2 separate regions of the Homo sapiens genome follow, and region 2 is linked to region 1. The links are chromatin contacts, found by Hi-C or POLR2A ChIA-PET in ENCODE. All regions are on one chromosome and are shown on one strand. The core of a region is the stretch at or near the end of the contact, and the rest is flanking DNA. Distances in the headings are between cores, read along the strand shown.

Region 1 (7,053 bases), core at 2,542-5,041:
TGGTCTACTCCCCTGGACTGGCTCCCATGAATGAAAGAGTCCCACCCACTTCTTCAGACTTGGCAGCTGGGAATTTCTTTCTTGCTCCACTAAGTCAACAAAACAACAAAAAGCCTCCAAAACATAGATCAGTGTCGTCAGTTTGCCTCCTGGAGTCTTAACGCAGGGCTCAATAATTCACGCACTTCTACATCAGTGACTGAAAGCATGATTTAAGAATATGAAGTGGTTAGAAGTGTGTGTGCTCATAGAATTAAGTGGATGTCAACTCCATCTCCTTGCTTTTTAAAAATTATTAATTGTTCAGGAGCTAAGTTTGTGAACATTAGCATTATCAAATATTATTTATTTTGTAAAAGATCAGATCTTTCTTTTCACCTAGAATTAAAGTGAATAGATTTTTCTTTTTCTTTGTTATTATCAAAAGTTGACTACTGATTTCAATATCTATTTGTACATTTTTATTATATTTTAAACAGGAATGGATGGCCATCAACTGCATTTTTATGATTCATATTTTCTCTTCAGTGACTACATCACCATTAGTATCCTGCTTACTAAGTCTTCCCTTTTGTTCTACTTAATCCAGCCTATTTTCCTTCATAGACATGTGGAATGGGGACAGGGATGAATTCCCAGCCAGCTCAGTGAGGTATGCACTGGGGCCTTTTTTGGATTTTCTTTCCAATCTGACTTTCCAAGCTGCTTAGCTACTTCACTCATTACTACTTTTCTTCTCTGCTATTTACTACTAAAAATAGTCCAGCTTTACATCTCCACCAACTCACAGTTTGGCCTATTATGAATGCTTCTGGAGACAGGAAACTCAGTGCCTCACAGACAACACATTTATCTTCAGGTAGTTTTGACTGCTAAAAAGCCCAAACTTCTTGTTTTCTAATTTTCTTCTATTGGTCCTGCCAGGGTCATACAAAACATGTTTAATCTTTTTTCTAGAAATTTGAAGGCCCTTCATCCTTCATTTCTTCCCTCCCTCTGTCTCTCTCTCTCTCTCTCATCTCAATTTCTGGTTAGCACTCTATTAATCCTCCTGATTGCTTTTCTCTGAGGAGGCAGGAGCTTAACACATGGTACCTAGAACTGAACATAATCCATTGCAGATAAGGGAGGAATATCATCCCATTTCATCTTTATATGGCACCTTTAAGATCGTATCAGCCTATTTCGTTAATTCAGCAGTTATTTATTAATTGCATCTCAGGTGGTAGACATTGTACTGGGTGCTGGAAGTATGTATAAGTGTGATCACAGAACAAACAGACTACCAGAGTGAGAGACCAATAATTGTTAGCTGTAAAGTATGATGAGTATTAGTCTAGGAGAAGTGCAGAGTGATGTGGGCATACACAGTGCGAGGACATTTCCTAACTAGAGGGTTGGGGAAGGCCTCCAAAAGGAAGTGACTTTAAAGGAATTAGGCAGGAGATTAGGGGGATACTAGAGGTAGAGGTGGGGGAAGGAGGAACAGGTACCAACATACGCAAAGGTCTAGAGGTGAGAAAGGAACTGAATACAGTACAATCTGACTGAAGATTAGACTGTGAATAGAGGGCAGAGATGAAGTTGGATAGGTAGGCAGTGCCCAAACCGTGGACCCCTTACAAGCTAATAATTAAACATGTGTTTGAGCACCTACTATGTACTAGGTGCTGTTATGGGCCCTGGGGTTTTGCTAGTTATCAAATAAGACCAAAATAAGACTAAATAATCCCTGCCCTCTTGAAACTTATAGTTTAGTGGATATTAAGAAGAAGAAAAAAAAAACAAAAACATGCTGAATAAATGTGGACTTTAAGGACAGGGATAAGCCACTGAAAGTGTTAAGTGGGGGAGTGATGTGGTTAGAATCATACTCTTTAAAGTTAGGCATATAATTTCACCCAATGGAGGCACTTTTGAGAATGAACGGGCTTTATTAATAATTATTCTGGGACAACAGGCATAAACTGGGCAAATCAGGAAAGATGGGCACTCTTCAAATGTGGTTAAAAACCAGAGGGAAGCAAGACTGGAGGCAGAGATTGGTCATTGCAGGGACCCAGATGAAAGATAGCCAGGACTGCTACCAAGATATGCAGTGAGGTGGAAGGAAGTGAATGGATCTGAGAAGCTCTTAAAGGAAAGATCTGTTCACAATAGGCAAGGGACAATTAATACAGTGTGGCACCAAAAAAACCTCCTTCCAGACTGATAAAGACCCAGAAACCGGTAACTGTTAGACAAAGTCATTAGATGTGTTACAGATTTCCTGTTGTCCATTATCTTGTCCACATCTCAATCAACATAGTTAAAATATTTGATGAAATTTAGATAGGTATACATATGGATTACATTTTCTAAACCGTTAATTTGGCAAACTTGTTAAAAACAAAGAAGTAGGAGGAAGTTAGCCTGACACAACTTATTCACAGTGATCATCCTTTTGATCCTGGGTCACTGTTTTCTTCCAAGTGCTGGCTTGTGGTTAGTGCACAGTACATTTATTAAATTCATTTAAAGAATCTTTTCCTCAACAGGTGAGGGAGAAAACAATCCATTTTAAGCACTGAGTTTATTCCTTTAGTGGTTGGCTTGCTCCAAATATAAATAATAGTTCTTTTCATTGTTCTCCATGATTTAAACAAAACAAAATGTGTAAGTTCCCTTTAAATCATAACCTCCTTGGGAGGCCGAGGTGGGTGGATCACCTGAGGTCAGGAGTTTGAGACCAGCCTGGCCAGCATGGTGAAACCACATCTCTACTAAAAATACAAAAATTAGCCGGGCATGTTGGTGGAAGCCTGTAATCCCAGCTACTCAGGAGGTTGAGGCAGGAAAATTGCTTGACCCCAGGAGGTGGAGGTTGCAGTGAGCTGAGACCGCGCCATTGCACTCCAGCCTGGGCGAAAAGAGCGAAACTCCATCTCAAAAACAAACAAACAAAAAATTATAACCTCCTAGAGCAGCTTAACATGGGGTCATTACATGACCATTATTTCTAAGTCAGTATGTTGTGTTCCACTTTGGCCATATGATGCTTGGCATTTTCAGGACAGGGTCAAAGTTCTGAAACACCTGCCATCTGTCAAGAGGAGACCAGAAAGACTGTCCACAAATTAGCACAAACCAGAAACTGCTGTTGGAAAAGAAGCTTAGTGGTTTCCCTAAGGGGAGTAGCATCACCTTCACACAGAAGGGAGAAGCTTTCTTGGTCCTTAGCCACCATCAGTTTGTGCCTTACAAAGACAGTGCTATCGAATTGATGGTGTTCTAGGTTCTTAAGAGGAATGCTTATAAAAATGGTTGCTGAATGTCAAGTGCTGTTTAAATGCTTAATTACCAGAAGTGAACACAAATAATGAGGGAGTTTGATTCCCTACAAACCAGAACTGTTGTTCCTGATATGTGACCATTAGCAGAGCTCTGCAGTGTCTTTTATTGCACGGTTCTGAGGCTTTGCCGTTAACAACTTATTAATTGATCAGGGAAGAAACCAGTGGCTGTATTAGTGCTGGTGAAATGGAAGAAAGACTGAGCAACTTGCATAAGATAAATCTTTTACTACACTGTAAACAATGGAGTGGTGGTAAGTTCTCTTAAAGCTGAAAACATTACTGTTATGAAGGCTCTGAAAATGGAAAAAAATGAGAAAATGATTAAAGATCTTTTTGGGGTTAGAATTTTTTAGTTTTGCTGGCATGAAAAGACTTGGGCAGATTTTAGTACTGGAGGGACCTGCCTTATTCGTTGTGTATTCCATTCATGATTGCTCTTTCCTTGTGTAAGAGGAAGAGGAGTGACTCATTATGACTCTTGGTTTTAATTTCAGTAGATTCCTGAAGGTGCAGAACTGAGTGAACAGATCATCCTTTTTAAACTCACTCAGGCTGATTTCTTTTGAGGGATGTTATTTGTTAGTTTAAATAGTAGTACTGAGAAGTAGAGGAGTGTATATTAAACTGTGGCAAGAGAACTTCAGAAACAGGAAAAGTAACTAAGTCCTAAAAATAAATTCTTGTCTTGTTTTCTGTGACTGATAAAACATCATAAGTAAGACATATGCACCATAACCCCAACCCCTAGTGAATATACATGCATTTTATAGAGCTAGAACACACATATGTCAAAAGTCACCTTAAAATCTTTCTGAGAAAAGGATAGGTAAATACATAAAATGTACACATGAAGACTACTATTTGTTTTTATTTAAGTGTTAACATGTTTGTATGTTTGGGAGGCCAAGGTAGGAGGATCACTTGAGGCCAAGAGTTCAAGACTAGCCTGGGCAACATAGTGAGACCTCCATCTCTACAAAACAAAAACAAAACAAAACAAAACCAAAAACCAAAAGAATTAGCTGGGCGTGGGGGTGCTCATCCGTAGTCCTAGCTACTCAGCAGGCTGAAGCTGGGGGATTGCTTGAGCCCAGAAGTTTGAGGCTGCAGAGTTACGATCATTGCACTCCAGCCTGGGTGACAGAGCAAGACCCTGTTTCTAAATAAAATAAAATGATTCTATAAAAATTGGTGACATTGGTCTGCAGTAGAGGGAAAAATCATGGGGAGTTGAAATAGGTGAGAAAAGCTTCATGAAAAGGTGGGATTAACTGTTGTTTTTTGAAGAATGATCTCATAAGAGGAAGTTAGAAAGAGGCAGGGTACCTCAAATGTGGAGACTAGAAGGAACTAAGGTGTAGCTTGGAGTCAAAGATTCCAGGTGTAGTGGGGTGGAGTGGAAGCTCCTTAGGGAAGCCACTTACCTGATTTGAAGGGTGGTTTCCTCATCTGCAAGATATGCAGATTAGTACTCTTTCACTCCTATTTCTCTTTCTCTCTCTACTTCTCTTTTCTTTCTTCTCTCCTTCTCCCTCTTCCTCCCTTCTCTCCTTCCTTCTCTTTTTTTTTCCCTACACATATTTATAAGTACCTACTTTATTCCTTAATTGTACTGTGCCCTGGGGATATAGAATGCTCCTACAAGGGTCAGGGCCTCACAGAGGAGATGAACAAATAAACTGCTGTACAGAAGGATGCACATGGTCCTGAGGAGGCTAGCTTGAGGAAGGAGTGGCTAACAGGTTGGGAACTGGGGAAGACTTGTTATGCAAATCAAAATTGTAACCACTTTGTAAATACTAAGTATTTATTAATGTAACATTTTTTTCTTTTACTTGTGATGCATTTTTTTTTTGTGGCTTCTGTGACTCTTTGTAAAGGAGTTCTGAGTCACTAGTTAAGATTTTTTATAAAGAAATACACCATTAGCAGGCCGAGGAGGGGATGTTTTAGTTTAGTGAAACTTGGACCAGTGTCAATTTAATGGGTCAGACGTAGTGTTTGTAATGGGTAAGAAGTACTAGTCATCCAAATCAAATGGCCATAACAATGAACTCTGAAAATAGTTATATATTTTTTAACAGAGTAAAGCTTCTTTATAGCAATATAATTCTTTAAGATCACTTTTTTTTTTTTAATTTTTGGAAGCTAGAGACAAAGTAGAGGAACTGGCAAGATTCAGATTTTTGGAATCAAGCATTAAATTATTAATTGGCAAGAATTTTTCTGAAAACACTAGTAGGAGGAATTAGGAACCCCACAAGCAAAATAACATTACCTTGGAAGAATGAATGGTATATTCAGTTTTACCTCTACATCTTTTTGTTGCTCTGTGTGTGTGTGTGTGTGTGTGTGTGTGTGTGTGTATTCACATGTGCTTGTGTGTCTGAGAGAGAGAGGAGAGAGAAAAAGAAAGAGAGCGAGCGAGCATTATGGGATTTGGGTAGTTTTGGAAACTTTCTTTTGAGAATACTGAGAATGATTGGGGGAAATTAAGTGAGTGGTTGAAGTACTATTGCTAATTGTTGCTTGTTTTAGGAAAAGATGATGTCAGACACAATCCTTGGTAGAAATTTTGAGAGAATTTTTGATGTTTCAGAGTCTGACGGTTCTAGCTCTTTATAATATAAATTTCATTTCAAAATTTATGGCTTTTTTGGGGGGGTGGGGTATAAGTGTAACTGCCTAAGGGATTCACCTTGCCTGCTGCCTAGACAGAGCCGATTCATCAGGACAGGGGAACTGTAATAGAAAAAGAGTAATTCACACAGAGCCAGCTGTGCGGGAGACCAGGGTTTTATTATTACTCAAATCAGTCTCCCTGAGCATTTGGGGAGCAGAGTTTTTAAGGATAACTTGGTGGGTGGGGGAAGCCAGTGTTCCAGGAGAGCCGATTGGTCAGAGATGAAATCATAGGGAGTTAGAGCTGTCTTCTTGTGCTGAATCATTTCCTGGGTGGGGGTCCAGAAGATCAGATGAGCCAGTTTATTGATCTGGGTGGTGCCAGCTGATCCATCAAGTGCAGGGGCTGCAAAATATCTCAAGCACTGATCTTAGGTGCAGTTTAGGGAGGGTCGGAATCTTGTAGCCTCCAGCTGCATGACTCCTAAACCATAATTTTTAATCTTCTGGCTAATGTGAGTCCTACAAAGGCAATCTAGTCCCCAGGCAAGAAGGAGGTCTGCTTTGGGAAAGGGCTGTTACTGTCTTTGTTTAAACTGTAAACTAAGTTTCTCCCGAAGTTAGTTCAGCCTATGCCCAGGAATCAACAAGGACAGCTTGGAGATTAGAAGCAAGGTGCAGTCAGTTAAGTTAGATCTCTTTCACTGTCTGTCATAATTTTGCAAAGGCGGTTCCATAAGGTCATTTTTAGCACTTCTAGAAATAGACCAAGCATTAGCTAATTGTCAGTGAACTTCTCCTCACACGTAAAAGTCTTTATAGGAAGAAAAACCCTTACTCCATAATTATAGAAGACAGATTTGAAATGTATGTAACCCATTTGGATTAAATACAACAGCTGATATACTTATCCCTGGTTAAAGATGAGCGATAGTAAAAACCCCTGGCGTATGGAACAGAGGACAGACAGATTGCCACTGAGCAAAGTAAAAAGGCCCAGAGACAGCAACTTAAAACTTTGCGTAAGGAATAGCATACTTCTTAGTCTGGTGTTCAGTTTAATTCAGAGACATATTGAGGACCTAGAATGTGTTGG
Region 2 (7,053 bases), core at 3,027-5,526, 44 kb after region 1:
TCTTTGCAGATCCAGGAGATAATCAACTAAGAGTCAGGCACCCTTTTAAGTCCAATAAGAAATATTTTATAACCTATTCTCTCTGAAGTCTGCTGTCTGAAGGTTTCCTCTGCACAATAAAACTTGGTCTCCATACCCCTTTATCTTAACCCAAACATTTCCTTTCTGTTGATCCCAGGTCTTTAGATAAACTTAACCCATTGTCAACCAGAAAAAATTTAAATTTACCTATATCCTGGAAGCTCCCCACTTTGAGTTGTCCTGCCTTTCCAAACCAATGTACATCTTAAATGTATTTGTTTGATGTCTCATGTCTCCCCAAAATGTATAAAACCAGGCTGTGCCGTAACCACCTCAGGCACATGTTCTCAGGTCCTCCGGAGGGCTGTGTCACAGGCCATGGTCACTCACGTTTGGCTCAAAATAAATCTCTTCAAATATTTTATAGAGTTTGACTCTTTTCATTGACATGTATAATGAGACTTTTTTTTAAAGATTATTATTAAGATAACAAATGTTCCTTGAGTGAGAAAGAGCAAACTATTTAGATATTTATGGGGTAAAGTAAATCTCGATTTATTGCCCATAGGTAGACCATATTAATAGGTTTTTTGTTTTTGTTTTTTACTTTTTAATTATTTTGGGATACTCTTAACTTTAGATGATGTTGTTAGAAAGATTTTTTAAAAATTTAGATTTCATAAAATAATCTTAGTTGAAAACAGCTAAATCACACTATGCTTTTTAAATTGTTAATTCAAGCATAAATTGTAAGTGCATCTGTGCTCAACCATGCATAACTTGAACTAGTATCCATTAATATCTAAGAAGCTGATTTGAAACTCTGAGTATATGAGAGGGAATTGTCAGCTATGAGCCTCACTATAAAGCAGTGATTTTCAACCAGGAGTGATTTTGCTCCTTATAGGACATTTGGCAATATTTAGAGACATTTCTGTTTGTCATGACTGGAGAGGTCGTGGCATCTAATGAGTAGAGGCCACAGGTACTACTACTAGACATTCTACAATGCACAGGACAGCTCTCCACAACAAAGAATTTTCTGGTCCCAAATGTCGAAAGTGCCAAGATTGAGAAATCCTGCTATATAGGTTGATATGGGCTGTTTATTGATGGAACATCCTTCCACCAATATCTTTAGATATTTCCTTTAGATTTGATGAGATTCCCACCTGCTGATTGCACTCTGGGAATTGAATGGAGGAAGAAGACAGGATTTAAACATTTAATAAGCATATGTTGACCTAATTTCCCAGTTTAGGGTAAGGTGTCCCTGCCTTCAACATTGGTATCCTTTAATCTAGAGACCCTCTATTTTATTCTCTGCATAGAGAGGCAGACTCCCAAGAGAGGGAATCTGGGGTTTTAGCTGGTTCTTAAATTGGCTTCCAGGTGATTATCTTAGGTTTAGGCCCACTTTCACCCTTCTTCCAGGGGAACAAGATGTCATCAGTTTTTGGGCATTTGGGGGCTCTACCTATAAATTTGATTGACTCTCAGTTTCCCCACTGCCAGTTTAGGATTTAGCTTTCTTAGATCTGCTAAATCAATTATTTCTTGCCCATTTATTTTCTGGTTTCCAAAATCCTCTTGTTGTTACCATCTCTCTTACTCTTTTTTTTTTTTTTAATTCTTTAGTGATATTTTTATGGGTTTTGGGAGGGAGCAGAGGCTAATGAGAACATTTGATCTTCTGTCTTTACCAGAAGTAGAAAATTAGTTTTTCTTCTCTAATATGTTTTCCGTAATGATAGCTGCTTCATTTACAAGCTAATACCAGGAAATGGCTTTAAAAAAAACACATTGGTAAGTAGAATGGATTTGTCAGGATCTTGGTTTTTGTGAGGCAGAGTCCAGATTGAATGCTACCTCAAAAGTTCCTTTATTACATAAAACAAGCAAACAAAAAAACATTTTCCAGTAGTTACTTTCAGCTTTTCTGGATTTTCTTTTCTCTTTAACTATTTCACACCCTCTTATTTAGTAGGTAGCATACAATTGTCTACCAGCTGATTTATATAAAGACTTTATTGAATTTTTATTTCTTCACTAATTGAATCATTCATGCATTCAGTGTCTCACTCACTCCTTGACACATTTACATATTCAGTACAAGCATATCACATGCCTGCTATGCAGAAGAGTCTGAGTGAGACACCATGTAGGATGCAAAATTGTGTCACACAATCCTTGCTTTTAAGGAGTTATAATCTTTTTTGTATCTTTTGGAAATAAATTACATGACATGTTTCCATGATAATTGGACATACGTCATAATTTTGGTACATAATATTGACACAATACTTACTACTCTCCCCTTTTGTAGCATTAACTTTGAAGAGCATCTTTTGGCAAGGCTATGTATACAAAAATAATGCAGGCATTATGCATTCTATGAAGGGACTCTATTTTATCAGATGCCATAGCCAAAAGAAATTTACTGTTCACTTTCGTTATGGCTCTGTTGAGTTCTTAGGAAGTGAAGCTACAAGTTCATTGCTGTGTACTTCAAAGGAGCTTCTAATAGTTACACTCTTCAAGTCTCCAGGAAATGATTCCCCTAAAACAAATCAGCATATGCAATGTGCCCATATGCATAGTAGATCAATAACACACACCACGGATGATGTTATCAGCAACCTGCCTTGGTCTAGACCTATATTTCTTAACAAATACAAATGCCTTTGGTTAAAGAAAAAAGATGGTATGGTGGGCTGAGAGTAGGTATAGACATTGCACTTTTTTCTCAATCTTGAAATTGGGGATTTTCACTGTAAACAAGATAATCAATCTCACCATGTGCCATTTTATATACAGTGTCTTCTAGATTTCTACTCTAGAGGCTATCCAGAGGTCCTTAAGAGTGGAGATACTGTTTTAAAAATGCCTTTCTTTTTAACAGTATGTTATCTTTATCACCAAAAGATGTTATGTAAGAATAGCATCAGAAAGGTCAGGGATGGTCTTAGGGACAAAAAGAAAGTATTTATTGAAATTTTTTTTTTTTTTTTTTTTTTTTTAGATGGGGTCTTGCTTTGTTGCCCAGGCTGGAGTTCAGTGGTGGGATCATGATTCACTGCAGCCTTGACCTCTCAAGATCCAAGTGATCCTCCCACCTCAGCCTCCTGAGTAGCTGGGACCACAAGCATGTGCCACCACACCTGGCTATTTTTTAAAATTGTTTGTAGCAATGGGTCTCATTCTGTTGCCCAGGCTGCTCTCAAACTCCTGGGCTCAAGTGATCTCCTGCCTTTGTCTTCCAAAGCGCTGGGGTTATAGGCACGAGCCACTGTGCCTTGCCAAAAACCATTCTTAAATCCTTGTGATATACAGCCATAGAAGGAGGAACCTCACAGTTACTGAATCACAAATTTCTCCCTTGCTTCCTGGGCCAATTCCTCCCCAAAACCTAACTCAAAATAAAGTGCCCTGCCATTGTGATTTCTGCTAAATTCTCCATAGCTCTTAGCATAATGTCTTGAGGACAGAAGGAGCTCTTTGAGCATTTCTTCATTGATTGATGGATGAATCCAAGTTGCAAGAAACATCATTGGATGTCTCTGTCTCTATGGAGCATATCCTCCTTGTCACAGTTTGAAGTTTGCCTTTATTAATTTTATCACAGGCAGGAGGGAGGATGAGCCCAAAGCAGAGACAGACTTAAATTGTCAGGCTTCTGTACAGGATCAAAGGTAAAAGCTATACACTGAGTACAAAAGAGTCCAGTGTCAGAAGGTAGTCAGGAATTTGGCTAGCCAGAATCTAGAATGCCAGAAATAGAATCCCAGCCTGAAACTTAGAGAATGTTGAAAGGGACATAAGCTTATTAAAAACAGAATGGGAGATTGAGTTGAAATTAGATGGTAAATAAAATGAGAAACCAGCACAACCTTCAGTATTTTCTCCTTTACATACTGGTAGCTTGAGGTCGAGTAAGCCTGGCCATGAAGTGGGGACTGCTGAGGTCAAAGGTTTCAGAGACAGTATAAGAAAGGCCTCTTGCTTTTGATTTCATAAGGTCTAGAATCACACTGTATTTGAATACAATGAATACTTGAAGTTTTTTAGAGCAGTGTTCCCCAAAGTGTATACCAGGGAGTGCTGGTTCTGTTAATAAAGAAATGTATGTTTGGAAAAGACTGAATTACAGAAAAATGACAAGTTTCTGAAGACTCCTTGGAACTAATGTGAGCTGCATATCTCTCTTAAGGGCTGTGTAAGCAGGATTTCCTGGATGTATCAACCTCCAAACATTTTCTTAAAGTACTTTGCAGAACCGGTATTACATGACCCATGTTTCAGGAAATGATGCTCTGAATATTATTTATATTTATGTCAGAATTGTGTTAGGATATACTGTTCCCGCTGGTCATCGGAGCTCACCTTATGAAATTTTACAGCTGAATGAATTGGTCTTTTTGTTTGCATTTGAATGGGAAACAGCTGACTTGAAGTAGCTCTACTCGAATGGGTATTTTCATTTTGAACATATATGTATATAATTAACATTTTTTTGTCCTTATGTAGGCAGTGTTTATTAAGATGACACAAAGCATTGAGGAAAAATTTGAAGCCCTTTCACTTTATAGCCAAGTTTAAAAGAGAATGATCAAACCTAAACTTTTGGGCAATTCAGCCTCTATTTAGCTTTGCCCTAGCCACTGAATGACCTTGAATAACTCACCAGGCTAATGCACTCACTGAATTTAGCTTGCCTTTGTTCCAATAACTAAATTTGGATGCCTGTTTCGCTTTAAGCACAAGTAATTACATTATGTATTTTTAACCCACCAATTAGTTTTGCATAGAGCTAATGGATCTGATTATAACCTAAGAAAGAGATTTTGGCTATTTTTCTCCTTAAATATTTCATGGACAGAGACATAACTGGCAATACTGATGGAAAAGAAGTAGAAGACAAGAAGAGTGGGCTAAATCAGCACGATTTACAAATTCTTTGGGAGATATTGCATTACACTGGTACATAAGTCTCTCTTTAAGCCAATGGATGATGTCATCCTACAGTGCTATTGTAAGCAGTCACACGTGTGTCTTAAGGTTTGTATATGTGTGCCTACACCAGTGCCTTAACTGAGCAGATACTCAATCAGTATTTGGGAATTATCTTTGTTATCTTAAGACTTTCATTACTTTTATTTTTAGGTTGTATCCGGAATTGTTTTTTAATTAAAATTAATTCATGTATTAACTTGAGACTTTAAGTTAACTTAGTTTATATGTTTTAGATCTACAGATACTTTTATCTATCCATACTTACATTGCTAACAACATTTCTTTTCTATTTCTCAGTGCTTTTCTCTTCTACTTTTAAAAAATTGTGGTAAAATGCATATAACATAAAATTTATTACCTTAGCCATGTTGAAGTGTACAGTTCAAAGGTATTAACTACATTCATCGTATCGTGCAGCCATCACCACCATTTATCTTCATGGCTTGTTTCATCTTATAAAACTGAAAGTCTATACCATTAAACAATAACTCCCCATTTCATTCTTCCCTTAGCCCCTGGAAACCACAATTTTACTGTCTGTCTCTATGATTTAGACTACTCTAAGTACCTCATATCAGTGGAATCATATAGTATTTATCTTTTTGTGACCATCTTATTTAATTTAGCATAATGTCCTCAAGGTTCATCCATGTTATAGACTATATCAGATTTTCCTTCCTTTTTAAGGCTGAATAATATTCTGTCGTATGTATATACCAGATTTTGCTTATCTGTTTTGCCATTCATCTGTTGATGGATACTTGGGTTGCTTTCATTTTTTTAGCTATTGTGAATAATGCTGCTTATGAAGATGGGGGTACAAATATCTCTTTAAGACCCTGCTTTCAATCAATTTGGGCATATACCCAAAGGGGAATTGCTAGCCCATATGGTAATTGTATTTTTAATTGTTTGAGGAACTGCCATACTGTTTTCTAAAGTAGCTGTACCATTTTACATTCCCACCAACAATGCACAAAGGTTCCAATTTCTCCACATTCTTATCAACACTAATTATTTTCTGTTTGTGTGTTTTTGATAGTACCCATACCAGTCAGTATGAGGCAATACCTTGTAGTTTTGATTTTCATTCTTCCCTAATAAGTGATGTTGAGCATCTTTTTATGTGCTTATTGGGCATTTGTACATCTTCTTTGAAGAAATGTTTATTTGCCCATTTTTGAATTGGGCCTTTTGTTGTTATTGAGTGTTGGGAGTTTTTGATATATTCTTGATATTCATCCCTTATCAGATATATGCAAATATTCTTTCCCATTCTACAGGCTGTCTTTTTATTTTGTTGATATGGTCTTTTGATGCACAAAATTTTAAAACTTTCATAAAGTCCAATTTGTCTATTTATTCTTTTTCCTTTTTTGAGATGGAATCTCTTTTCTGTCGCCCAGGCTGGAGTGCAGTGATGCAATCTTGGCTCACTGCAACCTCTGCCTCCCGGGTTCAAGTGATTCTCCTGCCTCAGCCTCTCGAGTAGCTGAGATTACAGGTGCCCACCACCATGCCTGGCTAATTTTTGTATTTTTAGTAGAGATGGGGTTTCACCATGTTGGCCAGGCTGGACTCCAACTCCTGACCTCAAATGATCTGCCCGCCTCAGTCTCACAAAGTGTATTTTTTCTTGATTACTTCTTTCTGTTTTGTTTTAAGACAGAGTCTTGCTGTCACCCAGGCTGGTGTTCTGGACTGTGGTGTGATCTTGGCTCACTGCAACTTCCGCCTCCTGGGTTCAACCGACTCTCATGCCTCAGCATCTCGAGTAACTGGGATTAAAGGCATGTGCCACTGCAACCAGATAATTTTTTGTATTTTTAGTAGAGGTGGAGTTTGACTGTGTTTGCTAGGCTGGTCTCGAGCTCCTGTTTTCAAATGATCTGCCCGCCTCACCTCCCAAAGTGCTGGGATTACCTTGATTACTTTTTGAATAATAAAAAACGATATTATTTAGTTCAAGTGACTGCTTCACAGTCTGAATCCAAGATGCTATTTTTAAAAGTTCTGTCC

Evidence for each region. Hi-C counts contacts between places; a loop is a spot of excess contacts on that map. ChIA-PET counts read pairs that join two places held with the same protein, here RNA polymerase II (POLR2A). Pooled maps may share reads with other maps.
Region 2: a map of aorta shows a loop between it and region 1 (2.7-fold over the local background). The contact joins two enhancer-like sites. A Hi-C loop is called at or near these places in 1 of 168 maps with a recorded cell type or tissue (aorta) and 1 of 50 pooled maps. POLR2A ChIA-PET finds 5 or more read pairs at or near these places in 4 of 52 experiments (K562, PC-9, Panc1 and 1 more).

What each region holds. Positions count from the first base shown.
Region 1 is chr14:32,367,105-32,374,157 of GRCh38, forward strand. All of the region lies in intron 1 of AKAP6 (A-kinase anchoring protein 6), which reads left to right. Among named protein-coding and RNA genes, the nearest start is that of AKAP6, 41 kb to the left of the region's middle. Within about 2 kb of position 3,792, at least 2 of the 41 ENCODE cell types and tissues checked have a DNase peak (open chromatin) inside an H3K27ac peak, as active enhancers do.
Region 2 is chr14:32,410,160-32,417,212 of GRCh38, forward strand. All of the region lies in intron 1 of AKAP6 (A-kinase anchoring protein 6), which reads left to right. Among named protein-coding and RNA genes, the nearest start is that of AKAP6, 84 kb to the left of the region's middle. Within about 2 kb of position 4,277, at least 2 of the 41 ENCODE cell types and tissues checked have a DNase peak (open chromatin) inside an H3K27ac peak, as active enhancers do.